Regions from separate parts of the Homo sapiens genome. Here region 2 is linked to region 1. The links are chromatin loops, found by intact Hi-C in ENCODE. Cell type or tissue: tibial artery. All regions are shown on one strand.

Region 1 (5,000 bases):
GATTAAAACGAAATGTTAATAACTTTAATACACTAAACATCCTGCTTTTACACCCACTTATTCACACAGGCCTTCTGCTACAGTCTACATGTTTGTCTCCTCCAAAAACTCACATGCCGAAATCTAATCCCCAACAGTATTAAGAGGTGGGACTTTTGGGAGGTGATTAGGTGATGAGGGCAGAGCCCTCGTGAATAGGATTAGTGCCCTTATACAAGAGGTCCCAAGGAGCTTGTTTTCTCCTTTCACCATATAAGGATTGCAGTGTGATAGTGCCATCTGCAAAGCAAAGAGCAAGTCCTCACTAGAAACTGAACCTGTTGACACCTTGATCTTAAACTTTCCAGCCTCCAGGACTGTGAACAATAAATTTCTGTTGTTTGTAAGTTACCCATTCTATTGTTTATAAGTCTTGTTGATATTATTTTGTTATAACAACCTGAATAAATGAAGACACCATCCAATCCCTGCAAAATCTTGGGTTCTCCAAGGGAATCCCAGGACATTTACTCTGGCTTCCTTTCAAACCTCTGTTGATGACCAATCTTGTCCCCTGGGCATTCACAGTGGCCCATGGCCAGCCGCAATAAACTTAAGAACTGGAGCTTCATTCCAGCAAGTAAAGTTCTGCTTCCCCTTCTTTAGGCCTTCAGTGAATTAAAATTCTGGCCCCAGACCCTTATTTGCTCTGATTGCTACCTGTTCATGGTTTTCCCTAATACTCCTATCATCACTGAAGATCCTTGCTGGACCTCTGTGATAACAATCACCACCTATCTCAGTCAAATTCCACATAACACCTGTGTGACTGTACCCTCCTCCTGCTGGGCACAACCTGTCAGTCTAGACCTTCCTCCATACTACCCTGAAAATCTGCCCAAGTTGTCTGAGCCTCCCCAGTGGGTGTATGCTCAGGGTCTTGGCCTCACAATCTGGCCTGTCTGAAACCAGCCAAGCCCTGGTTCTGGCTCCATGCTGAGCCCCTAACAGATAAAATTGTAACTATAGTGCCCATAACCTATGTTTTACTTAAGTAGTCATTAGCGGCCAGTAGTTGTAGATGTATCCCAGACTGGCTCATGAGAAATGGGGAAGGGAAAACTTTGACCTTCATTCCTTTGTTTATGACTCAGACTCTCCTCTAGCTTATAAAGCTCCCCAGCCTCTGCCTAGCAAATACAAAGCCACCATCTGCTAGCTCATGAAGTACCAAAGACAGGAAGCTGGCATCTTGGCTTGGGTTCAGATTTGCTGTGTAATTTTGAGAAGCCACTCTTCTCTTGTCTGTACTGGGGCTAATACCATCTACCTTCCAGGGTTGTTGGGAGACTTAATGTGCTGTTAATCTCTGCAGTATCTGGAAAGTTACAGCTACCATTGATTATCAGAAGAAAAGCTTATTTTCAACAGCCAATTACAAACATACATGGAATCCAGAGAATTATGCAAAACAGGTTTTATTATCTCCCATCCAGTTGCCCATTTGCCCATACAGACCTGGACCTGGATGGGTGTCTGTTATCTCCTGGATCTCCACTCTTTTCCCTTTTATTTCCCTCTTCCCCTCACCCAGAGAACCCTGGCCCCCTGTTTACCAGGAGCCACACCATCTAACCATGGTGACAGTTTTCCTAGCTCCAGTCTGATAGGACGTGTGAATGCAAGTTTTCTCTATCCTGTGATGACAGTGACATGCCAGCAAAGCTTAAAAGAAACCTCAGATCGTTCTGTCAATCTTCTTGGCCCCATGAACTACTTCCCACCAGCATCTCAGCACCCTTCATCTCTGTTGACATTGTCTGTCTCCGTGTGCAGCTGTCAATCACATAGGTTCATTTCACCCCAGCACATTGGCATGGGGCCCAGACTGACCACTGAGACCTTATCTTAAAAGATTGCCAAAATGTTAAGTGAGAAAGGAGCTCTGTGTGCAAGGACACCATCTAGGTCTGGAACTACTAGTGCCATGTTGATGGCATATGAGAAGAATTGGTCTGCGGATGAAGCCAATACAGAGGGGTGGGAAGAGTGATGGGAAGTATTTGAGTTTTGCTTCCATAGAAGAAGAGCCTGAGATGGGGATTTTCATTCAAGCTATTTATTAAGAAATTAGTTTCAAAAAAAAAAGTGTGAGTGTGCATTGTGGGGGCAGGTGAGGAAAGTAGGCTAGGACAAGAAATTAAGCTAAGTAAGGATGTGGTCTCCATTGGGGTCCAGCTTTCGCCTGATCTCACAGAGAACTCTGGAGCAAGCATTGCCCCTCAGAGTTGGTCATGCTTGTGGTAAGGGAACCAGCCTTTTGTACCTCAAGTTGATCAATTAATGACTGTGAGCTACTCCAGAAATAAAGAGGTATGGGGCAGTGGGGTAAGAAATAACTTCCAAGGTAGAAGAGGAGGCCATGAGCTGTCAAGGGTCAACACTGACAGTACTGAGGGAGTATGCACTGCTGGCTCATGTGGATCTGGTGGAATGCCAAGAGTGTCTACTACAGGGAAAGAGAAAGTCCTGGTGAAAAATTCAGGGACTAAGGACCTGAGCTTTGGAGTCAAAAGCTCAAAAGCTTTGGGTTCACATCACATTTCCTACACTTGCTCCCTGTATCATTCTGGGGAAGTTACTTAGTTTTTGCACCACAGTTTCTTTATTTGTCAAGGAGGGATACAAGTAATACCTACCTAATGAGAAAATGTGTGTAAAGCACATAGGAGAGTGCTTGCCATGTAGAAAGAACAGTGCTGTGTCCCTGCAGTAGAGAAAGGCAGCCCCTAAGAGAGTCAGTTCCCAGGACATTTGATGAACTCACACTAGGCCCCAAAGCCTGCTCTGTTTCTACTGTATATTGAATGTGAGAAATGAAGTAAACAACAAAAATATTCAGGACTCATGCATTACCGGGGCTGGATATTACCAGGAACAAGTGTCTCTAGAGAGGCACTTTTCAGAGACACTTAGCAGAAGAGAGAGTGGGGAAAAGCAGAGTTGTTCACTGGGCATTCCCCGGAGTGATTTCTGAGGGTTCATTTCTAAAGGCAAATACAGTAAACTGCCCCACTAAGGAGTGACCCAGTGTACCAGAGGCTCTGGAAATATGCAGATGGAATTTCTGGGATTCATGATCTTGCAATGGGTTGTTTTCCCTTTCGTCAAGCGGTAGTCCCAAGGGGACTGGCAGCAAGCTTTTCTCAGTACCATAGATAAGCAAAGAGCAGCTGAAAGGGGCTCTCTTGCCAGTCCCCGAGGTACAGGCTGTCAGCTGAGAGTCCTAGCAAAGCACACAAAGGGACACAATTGGCATTTACACTAACGATGCAACGGAGCTCTAATCCTCTGCCCTTTGACCCTGTACTATATTCCAATAGGTCAGAGCATCCTTGCTTGGCTTCCCTAATGCACATTATCTTCTCTGGTCAATAAAATTCCCCTCTGTCTCTGCACTGACAATAGATGTGAAGGTCAGCTCGCCCCCTCCAGCTGCAACAGTGTCTGAGCTGTCAGTGGGAATTTAAATTAAGGATATAGGTAATCATTTCATTGCTTTTAGGCAAAAATGGAAGATTTGTTGCTCTGGCTGCAATCAGATTCTCAGAAGAAGTGAAAAGATCTCTGGGCTCCCAGGGGAAGATATTTTAAAGTGCCTGAGGGGGTAAAGCACATGGTGGCCTCACACAGCAAATCTCCTAAGAGAAAGAAGCTATCCATTACATATTTCCTGTTGCAAGTCACCTTCTTTCTCAGCTTTCACTGTCAAACACTGTCACATCTAGTGGACGGGCAAAGTCATAATTGGAGTGAAATGAATTTTGAACAAAAAGAAGTTCAAGAAAAGAAAGGCAAGCATAAATAAAGGAGTGGCTAAAGATCTGGGAGGAAGGGAACCTGCGTGTAGGTCTGGGGGCCTGAGCCCTAGGCCAACTTTGGAACTTTGCTGCTGACCAGTTCTGGGACCTTGGGTAGGTCCATTTACCTCTCTGGGACCCAGTGCCCTTATGAGCAAAATGATTTGATTGAGGTTAAAAGTCCTCTAAGATCCTTTCTCATTCCAGTATTTCCTGAGCTTAGAAGTCATTTTGGCTTATAGCTGTTTAGGGTACACTAGTCTCATTTTAGAAAGACAGGGGATAAGAGATGTGGTTTGCCCTCAGAATCCTCAAATCCTATAAAGTTGAACTGGAATGGAGCTCCACAGATCATCCTGTCCAACCTGCTTATTTTGAAGATGGAAAAACTAAAGTGACTTTTCTACTTGGTTTTTTAAACCAAAAACTTTCTCTTGATCTTTTTTCTTTCTATCCTCTTTTCCTAGCTCTCTTTTCTTGACCCTTCTTTTAGACTATTGATGGAAGATCTTCAAATTTGGTTCGAATTTTTTCTTTCAAGGCAGTGAGAAATAGAGAAAAGGATTAGGAAGAGAAGGAAACTAATTCATACTTCTTTGAAAAGAGTCAGAAGGAGATTCCAATTGTTGACTTTATACACAAAGAATTTCCAGGACGATTAGAGATTTAATTGCAAAAATCAAAACAACTTAGTACTAGATGCAAGTACACACACACACACACACATACACACATATAGAATCTTGTTATGGGTGAGAATATGATGCTTAAGGTAGAAAAAATGAAGAGACCAATATATTACAGTCACATAAAAATTAAGAAGAATTGTACACTCAAAATACCTACACAACATTATATGTCAAAAGAAAGTCATGAAAAAAATGTGCATTTCATGGAACAGATAGTTAGTCTTCTTAATATATGAAGTTTTCTTACAACTTAATATGAAAAATATGAACACATGGTAAAAAGAACAAAAGATATAAATTGGCAAGTCACTGAAGAAATAAAAATACTCCAGCTCAATAAATACAAATAAATACCAACTTAAAAAAATTGTCAGATATGTTTCACTTATGAAGTTGACAAGTTTATATTACTTTCATTTTTTATAGTGACAACAGCTCACTTTGGTAAATGTGGTAAAAAATCTCCTGGTAG
Region 2 (5,000 bases), 150 kb before region 1:
TAGTTACTGTCTGTGCTTTGTTTGGTTTAGGTCTCTTAGAATGTACTTCCAGAAAGACAGTTAAATAGATAACCCTAAGGCTTCCAAAATGTGTTGTTGAGCAGACTGTTTTCTTTCATTGGCACATTTTGTTAGATTAACAACTAGCAACTATTTCTTACTGCATCCTACAGAATATTCCTACCTGGCCTTATTCCTCGTAGGGATGCTATATCAATAACCTTTCTTTTTTTTTTTTTTTTTTTTTTTGGAACATTTCTGTGACTCAGGAGAGTATGCCAGAAATGTTGTGACTTCTTCATCACCAACAGCTGGTTAACTTGAGTTTGATTTAGATTTGTGGGCATTTTGCCGTCTTCCTCTTCTTTCTCTCTTTTTTTCTTTTGGTGCCCTCTAATAGCACCATCTGGTCATGTCTCCCCTGGTTTGATGGGTTGATGGATTTGAAAGATGGCTGTGATGTAAATCCGTTAGTCCTTAGAGTGAGGACAACTTAGAAATCCAGAAGACTTCAGTTCCTTGCTGCATGCACAGAAAGGCTCTGTCCAGTAACTGTGACTGGGGTAAGCAGGCCCCTACATCAATGTCGTGGTTTCTGTCGCTTGAAAGGCCACAAGCAAGTAAACAGGAATCAGAGCCTTGATTCACAAAGATGGCCATAATTGCTAAAGACTTATTGAAACTGGAGAAGTTCTTCACTTCTTGCTGCTCCATCATAATAAACCTTGGTAATTAGCTTAGTCATTGTTCTTGCATGTGAGTTTCACTAAGATACAAAGAGTGAAAAATGCATCTGAAATAGGGTCATTTTTCACCCTTTTGATGCATTTTATGCAGAGTTAAGAGCCTGGCTGAATGCCTAACCATTAGTAGTGTAACCGTAGGAGGTGAACTCTTTCCTTGTTATATTGCGTGATAAAATATTGTCTTTTATTTTAATTGATAGACTTTAAGCCTGCATATTCTAGATGCCTTTCTAGAGGAAGCAAGAAGCAGTTGGGGTATGCCAACTAGGCAGTATTTACTGAATATTTATCATTTGCAAGGAGCTGTGCTAGCCAGTGTTCCAACACCAGGTGAGCCAGATATGTTTCTCTGTATTTTCAATAGAGCAAAAATAGAAGGAAATAAAGGATGGGAAAACAGACCTTTTGACAAGAAATGTAGATATGCTTCTTTCTTTAGAAGTGTATTATTTTATTCTAGAGATTTTAAAGCAAGATTATCCATACCAGATATTTGCAGTGGTGCAGCCTACCTGCCTTTAACACTAGTGAATGATTCAATGTACTGTTAAGTGTAATTCACGCATTGAATCTGTCCTTAGAGTGAGAGATCTCACTTTCTGTGGCTCATGTGAATGGAGACTTAGTGTTAATATCTACCAAAGCTAGTGTCTTGGGTTGCCGCTGATTTTGTGAACAGCTGCCAACTTCCAATTGGGGAAAAAAAAAGTGTTCTGATTTATTCCCATGACACACGGAGAGAATAAAAATCACATAACTATTTTAAACATACCATAACACTTTCTAGTTGAGGTGGCTATTGTCAGGTGGAGTTTTCCTCCTCACACCTGACAACACTGGCAGTGCCACTGATAATTGAAGCTGCTTGCATTTCTCCCAACAGGAAAACTACTAGACGTTCTTACTTTGAAAAACAACCATTTATGTAACCAAGGGCGATCAAATCAGTGGTCCACACAGATACCACATGAGGTGTACTTATTTCTCAAACTTTCCTTTTCTATTAAGCTTTTGTTAACTCACCCAGATTAGCATTTTAACAACCCTGAAGTGAACTTCTGCCATTCTCTCTGCTTGGACACAGTATGTAGATCATCCATCATCCTGTCCTTGGCTACAACAGGCTGCTGGCTCTATCACCATTTGGAGCTACATGGAATCCATCCGGCTGTGAACAGCACAGCTGGCTACAGCAATTTTTTCTTCTATACCACTGGCAGTATTGTCTGCCTGTGGTAACTAAAGTTAACACCCAGAACGGGAAGTTTCCATTGTTTGGCAACCTGTCCCAGGCCCCTCATCCAGTTCTGGGGTCACAGCTACTGAAAGTCCTTGCCACCTTGCAATGGTGTGTTCCATTTAAAAGGAGGCTTGCCCCAACCTTATACCACCACAGGAAAGATTCTTGAGGCCTGTAAGATCAAACCACCAGAATCACAGAATTAGAAGGAGCCATTCAGCCACCACTCATCTTACACCTTCAGAACTTGAGTCTACTTGAAAAGGGGAAGAAAGGAATGAAGTAGCCTTCAGCCTGTGATCCCAAATGACTGAAGATAGAAAAAAGACCTTTTTTGGTGAACTGAGCAAGTTATTGCTACATCCCTTTTCACAAAGAACACGCGATGTACCTAAATATGGGGCCCGTGTGTACTAGTGCCGAAACTTTCTGTCGCTTTTTTTTTGTTTTGTTTTCTTCTTTTTACTCAATAAGATATCTGTTATAGTAGCCATTGCTTGTTAAAGCAAGAATAACATGAATTAGCTGGCTACATCTGTAGGTTATGTTGCCAGGCTTTTTTGTTTGGATGTTTAAACTTTCATAATTAGGAATCCAGTTTTTGGAAATTGATGTGTCAAGGGGAGACTGCCTCATGTTTGGGTGTGAGTTAGCATGTAGTCTTTCTTCTCTCCATAACATTTACTAGTGAAATCAGCCACAAAACATCTGAAGGATGATGGTGATGATGATGGAGGCGGAGGAAGAAGAGGAAAGAACAGCAGCAACCACAATACTTAACACTTAATGTTAGCTTACTAAATTCTAGGCACCGTCCTAAGATCTTTATATTGGTTATATCATATAACCCTCAGACAGCTCTGTAAGGTGAATTCTGTTATTATCACTGCTTTATTGGTAAACAAAGTGAGGTGCTGAGAAGCTGTCATTTTCCTGAGGTTACATAATGGAAAGGTGGTAGGGGCAGGATTTGAACTTAGGCTTCCCGACATCTCAGCCCACTTTTTCACCACTGCACCGGATTGCTTCCAAGAACACAGACCACCCTGCAGTTTTCTGACTTCCTAATACTTCTGACATTTGCTTTTCAATGAAAAAGTCATGTTTTGGGGGAAAATTGCGTACTGAGTGAAATTATATGTACACGGTGGATGTGCTCTTAAATTACCATCTTTTTTCTAATCTAAATCACATTGTTATACTTTACTTTCATTTTTTATTTCCATTGGCCGTATAATTATTACACACCCTTCTTTTCAAGCATCCTAGAACGGTATCTTCTCCCACCATTTTTCTCCATGTTAGGCTTTCCTGTCCAAGATTACAGTGGCATAGGACAAATGGCAATATTCATCACTCTCCACCAAAAAGTGCTTCTGCGTCCGGGTGTGATTGACATTCATTTCCCTGATCTTGGCAGGTGAAGATCCATTACGTATCTTTGTCCCATTTCCCGGGGGGAATTTATGGGCCCCATCAGCAAAGACAGTGAGAGCTGCAGCTGTTCAAGCATTAGTGGCACCAGTATGGAAAGTGTATTACTGAAGTTAAAGTCTCTATTAGATTGTACTATACATTTTTCTTAGTTATGATGGAGGGAAAATCTTTCAATCAGATACATTGTTGAGAAATTCTCTCTCATGCATCAGCATTTAATTCTCTCTCATGCATCAGCATTTTTTTTTGTTCTTTTTTTATTCAGGATCTCTATGAGAAGAAACAAAAAGGGAAATACACATGACCACTACACATAATACTGAAATGTAAGGTTCTCAACATATATTTACAGGAAGGAATATGGGTTTTTAAAGCCCAATATGTTGGTACATATATAATAAGGCCTCAGGAAGATCTGCAATTACTTAGCCTATTATTGGAGTCTGTACTTAAAAATAACGTCAGGAGTTTCTACTCAGCTGAGGAACTGGCACATAAGAACCAGAGCAGACGAAGCTCTTTGAGAAAATAACACTTCTACTCCCCAGGAGCAGGCTGTCAGCAAAGCAGGGACTGAGATTCCCCTCTCCACTGGCCTACGCCTCACTTGTTAGTATAAGGGTCTTTGCAAGCATTTTTTGGTCTACAGAGTTGTCTTTATTTATCAGTAAGTCTTCAGGCCTCCTCTGGGTAATTGGTGGATCAAATAAAGATATTTTTAAAAGCTACAGAGGGAGAAGAGGAGGCAGAAGAAGGAATAAAGAATGTTGCAGTTGTTCTTGCCATTGCTGGCACTAACATTTGTTCATTCAGCTAACTTTTACCCTGGGTCTACTCTGTACAAGTGGGTACAGGGCAGGAGAGGGCCCAAAGAGGAGCATCACACAATTCCAGAGGTCAGGGATCTTACTGCGTGCTGTAGGAAAAACAAGGTGTACAAATAGCTGAAACGCTGTGTGTTTTAAGTGCCAGAAAAGATATACACAGACTTAGGGAAATTGAGAAGAGTGAGAGGTTATTTCTGGCTAGGGTGGTCAGGGAAGGCTCTGTGGAGTCACTGATATTTGAGCTGGTTCTTGAACTAGGTAGGATTTGGACAGGTGGACAGTGAGGGGTGGTGGGGGAGGTGTTGAGAGGGAGGGAATTCCAGGCATAGAGAACAGCTTAGGCAAAAGCCCAGGGGTGGGGTGGGGGTGAGGGTCTAGATCAGTTGTCCATATTTATGCCCTTACCTACAACAGACTTGTAATTCAGGTGTGAAGAGGCAGTTTGCCATGCAATCCACAAATATTTATTGAGCGTCTCTGGTCTACTATACTTAGCCATTCAGCAGATGGCCCTACAGCTTAAGCCATCAGAATGAATAGGATCAATCTTGTGGCAATTCACTAGATTGCTCCGTGATCAGGACTAAAACCCGCACATCAGCTGCCAACTGGTTCAGTGATACACATGAACGTTGCAAGGAGTAAGATGATTTGCCTCAAATTACCCAGCACCAAGTTCCTCTCATAGAGTTGTTTAGCAGAACCAAACTGAAAGTCTGTGGCTTCACTGGCTTCATCTTTTTTCTTAAA

Evidence for each region. Hi-C counts contacts between places; a loop is a spot of excess contacts. Peaks named below come from ENCODE experiments on the same cell type or tissue, not always from the same donor. Only the 100,000 strongest peaks of a DNase experiment are listed, where the experiment ranks them.
Region 2: it touches region 1 in a loop (4-fold over the local background); 6 of 110 quality-filtered maps call a loop at or near these places.

What each region holds. Positions count from the first base shown.
Region 1 is chr15:47,869,950-47,874,949 of GRCh38, forward strand. No RefSeq gene overlaps it. Among named protein-coding and RNA genes, the nearest start is that of LINC01491, 26 kb to the left of the region's middle. In tibial artery, no CTCF peak of the experiment used is centred here; no DNase peak of the experiment used is centred here; H3K27ac peaks cover 3,853 bases.
Region 2 is chr15:47,720,036-47,725,035 of GRCh38, forward strand. The region is part of intron 1 of SEMA6D (semaphorin 6D); the gene reads left to right. Among named protein-coding and RNA genes, the nearest start is that of SEMA6D, 5.0 kb to the left of the region's middle. In tibial artery, no CTCF peak of the experiment used is centred here; no DNase peak of the experiment used is centred here; H3K4me3 peaks cover 78 bases; H3K27ac peaks cover 3,126 bases.